Linked DNA regions of Homo sapiens: region 1 is linked to region 2. A link is a contact called in ENCODE Hi-C or POLR2A ChIA-PET data. All regions are on one chromosome and are shown on one strand. The core of a region is the stretch at or near the end of the contact, and the rest is flanking DNA. Distances in the headings are between cores, read along the strand shown.

Evidence for each region. A loop is a pair of places that touch in the nucleus more often than their neighbours do. ChIA-PET counts read pairs that join two places held with the same protein, here RNA polymerase II (POLR2A). Pooled maps may share reads with other maps.
Region 1: a map of OCI-LY7 shows a loop between it and region 2 (5-fold over the local background). The contact joins the promoter of TTYH2 here to the enhancer-like site in region 2. A Hi-C loop is called at or near these places in 2 of 168 maps with a recorded cell type or tissue (Calu3 and OCI-LY7) and 1 of 50 pooled maps. POLR2A ChIA-PET finds 5 or more read pairs at or near these places in 4 of 52 experiments (GM12878, activated CD4-positive, alpha-beta T cell, naive thymus-derived CD4-positive, alpha-beta T cell and 1 more).

The regions. Positions count from the first base shown.
Region 1 is chr17:74,211,898-74,216,576 of GRCh38, reverse strand. TTYH2 (tweety family member 2) reads right to left here and starts at 3,006. Exons shown (of 14, transcript NM_032646.6): 1 at 2,861-3,006. The coding sequence starts at 2,989. MGC16275 (a long non-coding RNA gene) reads left to right here and starts at 3,256. Exons shown (of 2, transcript NR_026914.1): 1 at 3,256-4,053. RefSeq lists an enhancer at 662-711 and a silencer at 2,970-3,129.
Region 2 is chr17:73,588,980-73,593,814 of GRCh38, reverse strand. All of the region lies in intron 1 of SDK2 (sidekick cell adhesion molecule 2), which reads left to right. Among named protein-coding and RNA genes, the nearest start is that of SDK2, 53 kb to the left of the region's middle. RefSeq lists enhancers at 3,406-3,910, 3,911-4,414, 4,415-4,835. Within about 2 kb of position 2,019, at least 7 of the 41 ENCODE cell types and tissues checked have a DNase peak (open chromatin) inside an H3K27ac peak, as active enhancers do; they include GM12878 and OCI-LY7, where a contact is called at or near this core.

The sequences.
Region 1 (4,679 bases), core at 1,757-4,256, 620 kb before region 2:
GAGGACTGGGGGCTTTCACGGCTCCCAAACACCCCAGAAAGTGAGTGAGAGCCCCTACTTCCTCAGGAAGGTTCTGGAACACTGAACTTGCTCAGGAAATCCCAGCTCACCAGGTGACCTGCTCTTCACCATCTCTGCACTTCCAAGAACCCCCTTGCCTTTGAGATCCCCCGCACCACCCACATCCTAAGGCCAGCACCTGCCTGTTTCCATCCTTGCTTAGTCTCTGATGCACACGCACCCACCCCCCACACCCCACACAGCCAGCACTGTGCATTTGAACATGTGGGGCATGAGCTGAAGCCCTTTCTGCAGGCGTTTTGTTCAGTCTCCCCCAATCAGAGTCTGTGGAAGAGATCTCCTTCCTCTCCATTCCCCAGCAGGGTACTGTCCTGAGACACACTCCTGAACCTCTCAGCCACTCCATTGAATGATCTGTGTCACTGGCTCCTGTTATGTGCTATGGGACTCTCTGTACTAGGCATGATATGTGGAATATCTCATCTAATTCTTGCAGATGAAGGGAACAAGGCTCAGAGAGGTTAAGACACCTACCCGTGGTCACACATGGAAAGAACTGGGAATCCACCCCAGCCAACTGGAGGGCAGAGCCCCACCTCAAACTGCTTGGTGTCTGCCATAGCACTGCGCCCAGAGCCCAGCCGCAGAAAATCCCCAGCAATTTCTCCTGAAGACCTGCTGCCTTGGTTACCACGGTCACCCCACGCCTGGCATAGCACTTGCTCCAGTCAAGCTTGCTGAAGACTGGGATGACCGACGGTCCACCTGACTCTGTTAGTGACTGGTGCTCAGGAGGAAAGAAGACATCCAGGAGAGACCTGTGGTCACAACAGGGGAACTTACCAAAAACAGGAGCCACCTTAAATAACACCCAGAGCCAGACTTCCGGTCCTGGCCCACCACGCTCATCTCCTACTCAGCGATCTGAGTGGTGGTGAGGGGGTGAGCGGGACCAGGAGCCAGTGGGCAGGGCTGGTGTCAGCTGCCCAGGAGCAGTGGCCGATGGGAAGGGACACCCTCTGGAACCATTTGATGCCCAGCACAAAGTGAGCCGGGGCCAGAATCCTGGGAGGAGGGGCAGAGGCTGGAGGTAGGTTCATCTGGCTCAACTGCCACCTGCCCATGGGACTGAGGGGGCTGTGGGCAGGCCCAGGATCCACCAGCCACAGCTGTTGGGCTGATAGGAACTGTCTCTGGGGCCATCAGGGTGAGGGAGTCCCCTTACCATCCCTACCCCCACCTAGGGGTCTTCTTGACCCAATGAAAAGTTTAGATTTCCTCCAGTGGAGAGGAGAAAACTATGGCTGGAGACCCCGGGTGTGGGATGTGGGGCACAGGGTTTGGGATGGGGACACACACACACACACACACACACACACACACACGGCTGTTTCTGAAATCATATCCGCCTCTTTTCATGCATTCTCTGGGAGAGGAAGATTCCCTGGAGCTATCCCCAGGCAGCCACATTCTCAGGGAACACAGACTCCCACAGGCTGGGCTCTGGGGGAGGGGGGTGGGTCCACCGACTGCCGTCTTGCTCCTGAGTGCCCACTGAACCCCAGGAAGGGGTCCTGATGCTCCCCTCCCTCTGGTAGGGCAGGCACCATCTGCCTGGGCCTGATGGCAGCCGGGTCGTCAGGGGTTATTATTAGACTCCCTGTCACTGGCGCTTGGGCACCTCACACTGGATCAGGATTCCCTCCAAGAGGCCCTGCTTTGCCCTGATCTGTCCCATATCTGGAGAACTTGACACAGGGAGAGGCCGCCGGGGGCCAAAGTCCTGAGATGGGCGCCTGGCTCTGAATAAATGGACCTCATCCTGGTCCACTGGCCCCAGAATCTTTGACCCAACACAAGGAACTGATACAGGTGGGCTCCCGGGGCCAGAGCAGGCGTGACCAGACCTGAGACGGGCTGGGAGATTCTGCAGCTTTGTTTGTCTGGGCAGGGAGGTCTGGGGAGCCCTGGCCCTGTTTGTGGGGTGCAGAATCCTGCCAAGGGTCAGCAGAGTAGGGAAAGGGCGGGGAAGCCGGGAGTGACTGCCCTAGGCCAGAAATTCAGGGCTTAAAGGTGTGAGGTAGAGAGAGGGGCGTGGGGGAACAGGAATGGGCCAGTCTAGGACCAGGGGACACAGAGAAGCTGACTGTCAATGCAAGGGGGTCCTCAGGACAACAGTGTGAGATGGGCTGACGGAGGCCACCTTCCTTCCCTGGAACAAGCGCAAGCAGCTGTGGGTTCTCTGCGCTAGAGGGGAAGTGACCCACACCGCTTCCCCAAGCCCTGCAGCCTTCCAGCTGAGACTCCCACCCTGCAGGCCGGGGCTGGGGAGGAGGGGTGCTGCGAAGACCGACTCGGGAGACTCTACTCAGTTTCTGCCAAACTTTCCTAGGCCACTCAGCCCCGGAAAGAGAGCGCCCCATCTTGGAATCTCAGACGGTCGAAAACTTCGGGGCACCCCTCAGCATCCCCGCACCTCGCGCGCCAGGATTACCCCGAGACGAATGCCCCTGTCCTTACCCCTCCCCCGCGCCGCCCTGCCCGCTCAGCGTTCAGCCCCTCACCCCGCAGGCGGTCTTGCGCCCTTCCTCCCCTTCCCCACGCTCGCTTCACTCTGATCTCTTCAGTTTTCCCGGCCCCCAGGTTCCCAGACAGGAGGGGACGCGGGCCACGGGCCTGGGAGGGTGGGGGAAAAGGGGAGAGGGGAGACGGGAAAGGGCTGCGCGGGGAGAGAAGGGGTCTGAGAGGCACGTGGGAAAGTGCAGGCTCTCGAGGGGAGAGGGGGTAGTGCGGGGACTTGGGGCGCGCGTGGCTGCGGTCTGGGGCGGCGTAAACTTACCTCCTGGTAACTCTCGTCGCCGGGGCTGAAGGTGCTGTTCACGGGCTGCAGGCGCAGGCCGACGTGCGGGACGCTGTGCAGCCACACGACCCACCAGGGAGCGATGTAGTCCACGCGCGCCGCCTGCATGGCTCGGCCCGAGTGCTACCCACAAGCTGAACGACAGCTGCGCTCACCTCCCGGCCGGGGCCCCGTGCCCGCCCCGCCCCCGGCCCCGCCTCTCCCTGGGCCCGCGCCCGCCCCGCCCCGCCGCGATCCCAGTCCCAGTTCTGGGCGCGCAGCCCGCTGCAGTCAACAGCCCCTTTCTGGGCGGGGATCTGTCCTGGCCGGATGGGAGGAGGGAAGTGAAAAAAGCTCCCAGAAGTCTCTAAATCAGTTTCAGTCTCGAGGTCCCCGGGCTGCTTCTTATTTATGATCAGATCAAGGGTATAAGGTGTCAGTGGGGGCAGCCAGCAGTCATAGGCCAGAGAGGGGCGACTGCCCGTCCCAAGGGCTTGTCACAGGGTAAGTAACCGACAGACTGGGAAAGGAAGGAGGCAATCTTCAGCCACTCGGTCACTCATTCTAAATTCACTCTCATTTTTTGGGCATCTATTGTGCAAGCCCTGTGGACTTAAAAAGAGAAATAAGACGCCGTCCCTGCCCTCGGGAGCTCCCGGCGCATCTGCCCCAACAACTCGCTGAAGCCGCCTGCAGGACGCCTGAGTGAGGACAAGGTGTCTCACTCAGAAAATTTGCTTGATTCTTCCTGGCAAGTGGGACAGGGTGAGCTTCCCGGAGGAGGGGACCTTCGAGCTGTGTAGCGGGGAAGGTAGGAGAGCGATGAGAGCGCCCGGAAGGGACAAGCATTCGGGGAGACTGAAGCGCATTCAACAACATATTTATTGAGCACCTACTACGTCCAGGCACTGTTACATCGGTGATGTAACAAAAGCCGACAAAAACCCTCACCCCGAGCGCAGGCACCGCAGAGGGCGATGACGACCCGAGAAGATGCCGAACGCAGGCCAGGAGGGGGCTCTGGGGAAAAGCAAAGGCAGGGGAGGTTGCCCATCGGGGAGCCTCGCGTCCCTGGGCCCTCCGTACTCTGCACATATGCAGAGGCCCCCACCCGTCCTGTAACCGCAAACTGCTTGGCGTGACTTGGCCAGCGGAGGGAGGAGCCCAGGCTGCAGGACAAGCAGGAGTCAGGGGTAGGTGCGGTGGAGTGATGGGGTCGCGGCAGATTGGGCGTGGAAACCGCGCTGGGCAGCCAGCCTGAGGGGTGCGTATCCACCGCGGCAGGGACGCGGGTGAGAAAGGAGCCCCGGGAGGACGGGGCGGGGCTCCTAGGGTTCTGGCTGAAGGGACCGGGTGGATGCGGACCGACTGAAAACGCTCGCAAACACATATGGCTGCTGGGGAGTGGGGCCCCAGTCACCCGGTGCTCAAAGGCCCTGTGTCCATTAGAGGAAGTCCTGGCCTCGGGGCCTCTCCTCGTGGCCGTGATCCCACGGTTCTGGGGCCCTGCAGGAGCCCAAAGCTGAGGGGCCCGGAAGGCTGGAAACAGCCATTCTTCTCTCATTGGGGTGTCTTTCAACAAATTTTCTTGAGCACGTTCTCTGTTCTAGAGGATACAGTAATGGATAAAACACACGTTCCCGCCTGCATGGCGTCTACAGCCTAGTAGGCGAGGTGAGGTGGACTTGTATCCTGCAAACAGCGATTGCAGGCCTTGTGAAATGTCAGAGTCCCTGCTGTAGGGAGAGGGGATGGAAGGTGGGCGTCAGGGTTGTTTCCCAAAGGACAGTGACATGAGCTGAAGGATGATCGGGAGTCA
Region 2 (4,835 bases), core at 770-3,269:
AGGGCTGAGGAAGCAGGGTCCCCTCAGCCCTGCCGCCCAGGCCCCTGTGTTATTTAATAGCCACTTTCAGCTGGTGTCTCCTGGAAGCCTTCTGCCTAATCCAGTTAACACCTTCCGTGATCCGATTACTGCATGTCAGAAACCCCAAATCTGATCAGTAAACATGTGAGTGGCACACTTTGGGGGGGCACTGCAGAGAAGGGGTTCAGCTTGAGGTACCATCTGCTCCTTCCCTGGGGGGCTCTGGCCCTTCCAAGCTAGGTGTTCTGCCTCTGGGTCTATTGTCCTGGGCCACTCCTGGTCCCTTAGAGGCAAATGTTGTCCAGGTTACCCCAGGGCCCAGAGCGCATGCCTCATGGTCTCTGGGGGAAGCCCCCCACACCCCATCTCTGTTCCTTTGGGTGGGGGTTTCCTGCACAATGAGGAGGAAGGATGCTCTTGTGGCCAGGATAGGGAGTGGGTGCTGAGGCTCCTTCATTCTCTGCTCCCCACAAACGTTTTGGGCCTCACAGTAGCCCAGCAACTTGAATTACAGAGGTGTCTGGGCCCCCAGGAGTAACTCTGGATCCAGGGATGACAGAAGGACCACAGAGCCCCACATCCACACTGAACACAGCCCCCCAGTGGCACAGACGTAGGCAGAGGGTGGGGTGGGGTACCCAGCCTGTCGAGGGAAGACCTGCAGCAGGAGCTGGGGTGGGGAGGAGGAGGAGGGACGGCATTTGCGCGGTAAGCTTAGAAACAATCCCCCCCACCCAACCCTCCCTGGGCCTCGAATGGGGAATGAGCTGGCTGGACCGGCTGAACTCCAAGTGTACGTCCCACACCACTCTGGGGTGATCCTGTGACACCGGCGAGCTACGGACACCCCCATGCGCTGCAAACACAGCATTACCGGGGTGAGCTGAGGTTAAACCCTGAAATATGCTTGGGAGACGGGCATGTGGCCAGGCCATGTGTCTGTGACTCTTTGATTCCGTAGATTCCCCAAAGCTCTTGGTGTCACGCACGGTGGTTACAATAGGCTCTCCCTGGACCTCCGTTCCTGTCCTCCTTCCGGAAATGGGGAGCCGCCAGGGTGTGCCTGACTGTTCCGTCTTCCCGTCATCTGAGCATCCTCAGCCAGCCACCAAGGTCCCTGTCCTCGCGCTTCCCCGGCCCTCTCTTCCTGTCTTCATGCCCCAGGCTTGACTCAGGGTGACAGCTCCTGGTGTGCCCCGGTTAGACTCCAGACAGTCACATTTCTGGAAGCCAGCTAACCAGGCCAGGAGGTGGTGGGGACAGATGGCTGGAGGTGCTGCCGGGGGCATGGGGAAGAAGTCGTCCCCACCTCCATGTGGTTGGCCTGCTTAAAAAATAAAAAGCTGGAGACTCTTTCCCTCCCACACTCCCTCTTTGGCTGGGTTCTGACTCCATTTTGGTCATTTTAATTTTTATTAGTCCAGTAAAATCTGCTCTTACACATTTCTGATCATACAGGTGTAACCCTGCTGGCAGGTGCAATGCAGCCACACGGAGCCAGCCTCTAATTTCGGCATGATGGGGGCCGAGAGGCCTAGATCTTTCCAAGAAGTGTACAGTGCCAGGCCCACGGAGGCATGGCTGTGGCCTGCAGCCCATGATGCTTTCTTCCAGTTGTGGATTTACCTTCCTTTTTCTGTGGTGCAAGGGCTACTGGTAGACAGGCTGCAGTTCCCTGCATTCATCGTTATTGACAGATGAAGTCCGGAAGCCTGGGATCAGCATGAGGTTTTTAAGCTGAAGGGGACCGCAGAGATCAACTCCCCCCTCATGTGGGTGAGAAACTGCAAGGTGCATTCATAGCACGTACCCCACGTCCCCAGAGAGGCTGGGTGTGCTCTTGGCAGCCTTTTATCTCTCCTCGAGTCTCCGCTGCACTCCAGACCTGGCCACTCTTACCGTTTTAGTGCTTGATGCTCTTTGAAGATGAGGAGGCTTCCTGACAGCCGCGTGATGGCTGCCCTCTGGTATTGCCCCACCCCACAGATAAGCATCTCCGCAAAGCTCAGTCATGTGCCTGCATGAGTAGGGGGTGCTGGATGGGGACCAGGTCTCCTTGTGTCCTCTCATACCTTTCGCCATGCCATGTCCTAGTTCTTGTAAACCTGCATCTCCAAGTAGATAGGGTGCCAGATAAGAGACAGGATACCCAAGTAAATTTGGACCTCAGATAAACATTGCTTCATCTTTGAGCACCAGCATTCCCCAATTTGCGAGAGTATTCTACACGTCCTACAGGTTTGCACTGTTGCAAACCCCAACTCTAACAGCCTTGGGTCTGAAGGGAAGTTCAAGTGTAACCGAACATCCTGTGTTTGTGTTTTTGCTAAATCTGGCAACCCCACTGTGGCGTCCCGGAAGAGTGTGCTGGTGGCCGGGGGAGCAGAGAGCTCAGGGCAGGTGTTGTGCTGAAACCCTGTTAACCTCAATAGGGAAGGCACCAGGTTCGAGAAGCTGAAGAAGAGACCCGGCGCCAGCAAAGGAGACATAGGGTTTTATTAGGGGCTTACATCCAGGGGAGGGTCCAGTGGCAGCTGTCTGGACAGGAGAAATGCCTTACATATAGAAACAGTTAAGACCGGGTGCGGTGGCTCACACCTGTAATCCAAACTTTGGGAGGCCAAGGCAGGTGGATCACCAGAGGTCAGGAGTTTGAGACCAGCCTGGCCAACATGGCGAAACCCTGTCTCTACTAAAAGTACAAAAATTAGCCAGGTGTAGTGGCAGGCGCCTGTAGTCCCAGCTACTCAGGAGGCTGAGGCAGGAGAATCACTTGAACCTGGGAGGTGGAGGTTGCAGTGAGCCGAGATCATGCAACTGCACCCCAGCCTGGGCAACAAGAGCGAAACTCTGTCCCAAAAATAAATAAATAAACATAAACAAATAAATAGTTCAATGACAGCTAGCTGGATAAGATGTCCGCCTTCCTACAGTCCGGTGGTGGCAGTCTGGGCAGGAAAACAGCAACCATTTGGAAAGGGCATACCAGTTTACATAGCATGGCCACTTAACACTCTACCCTTAACAACCTCTACCTGGCAACCTTCAGTTAACCCAAAACTCAGGGCCTCAATTCCATGCACAGCCCATGTTCTGGATGGGCCCAGGGCTCGGATGTTTCTCATAGACAAGGAGTGACTCTCCGGGTTGGCCATGCCCAGATTCCCCACCTCAGAACACACAATCAGGTGCGTCTGCCACCCAGGGTCATTCTCAGGGTGTGTTGAAGACTTAGAGTCACTAACCTGTATTTTCCCCAGGTGTGCCCTGTTAAAGACTACTTAGGCCAGGGTCTGAAGGAGCAGCCCAGAGCCAGACGGGGCAGAGCAATGGTGTTGCACAGCAGGTGGTGCGGGTCTTGGCAACGAGCAAAGTCAGCTTCAAGTTGCTGCTGTGCTTCTTGTGGGACCTTTGAGCTTTCCAGCATCATCTCCGACAGGGGAAGCGAATGCCGGGGAAGGAGGTGCTGGTTGCCAGGTCCTGTCAAGTCTCATGTGTTCCTGGTACTCCTCTGCATTAGCACATGCCTGGATTACAGTAACAGATTCCGAACTGACCCCTCTGGTCCAGCCGTACCTTTCCATCCACCCTGCAGACAGCCGTCCAATTCTCGTCTTGCTAAATGTCTTCTTTCGTCAATTGCCTCCCCCTTCTCAAAGGCCCTCATCGGCTCCCTGTTTCCTGATGAGCCCAGACTTCGATTCCGTGTGGGTTTAAGAGGCAGCATGTAAGAGTCTGTAACTGGCTGTATCCTTTCTGGCCACCTGAATGGCCCAGGCCCTCTGGCCGTGGGAAGGAGGCCACATTCTAGAGAGGAGTGGACACATTGGAAGAGATTCCTGCCTGACAGCTGCTTGCTTTCTCTTTAAGGCGCTCCCCTTTTCAGTCCCTTCTCTGTTCACCTGATTACAGCAAGGACAAAGGCGTAATTAGGTGCTAATGGCACTCAGCACCTCTGTAACACCTGCTAATCCGCAGTGGCTCTGCGGGGCTGCTCAAAACCAAATGTGCGGCTTGCCTCCTGCTGCCTGGGGATGAGGCTTATTGCTCTCTTGTCTGCCTTGTCCGATTTCACACCCCACTTTGGGTTCCAGCCTGTGGTGACCAGATCAGCATTATCCTTGGTCAGGGCCAGCTGATGCTGACATAGGACAGAGTGACGCAGAGTGCCTGTCTGAGCTTCCCCTTTTATCCTGCCTAAGGCTGCGGAGCCAGTAGCAATGTCCCCATTTTGCAGATTGGGAAATGGAGGCTTGTGGAGTAAGCAGCTTGGCCAAGCTTCACGCTGCTGGAAGTGGTGGAGCAGAATTCAGAGCCACATCTGTCCAACTCCAAGGCCACGTCCCTTGCCTGTGGTTTTCCGGCCTCTTTTCCCAGCTCTGCAAATCTGCCCCACACCTCAATACCCAGCTCCCCAACAGGGTCACCCTCATTCCCATTCTATTTTTCTGAATGCTTTGAGCACCTACAACTCTGCACCTTGGGAGGGACTAGAAGAGACATCTCCTTGCCCTTCAGGGTTGTGTGTTTGTGTGTGCACCTGCACTCACGTGCATTCATCACTGTGAGCTGGAGCGTGAATTTCTTGCATCCTGGGACTACTCCAGCACACAGTAGAATAATTGGCTTAGGGAGGAGCATACAGTAGCCACTGACTAGACTGAGTGAGTCAGGGACTGTGATGCCTGCAGTTTGTCTTTCTTGCTCGAACAGATCATTTAGTAAGAACCAAGCCTCTCTCCATGCAAGGTCAAGTACGTGGCATCACAGGGAGGACCCCGGCTCTGGCTTCACTTGCTCTGGGGCCCTAACCC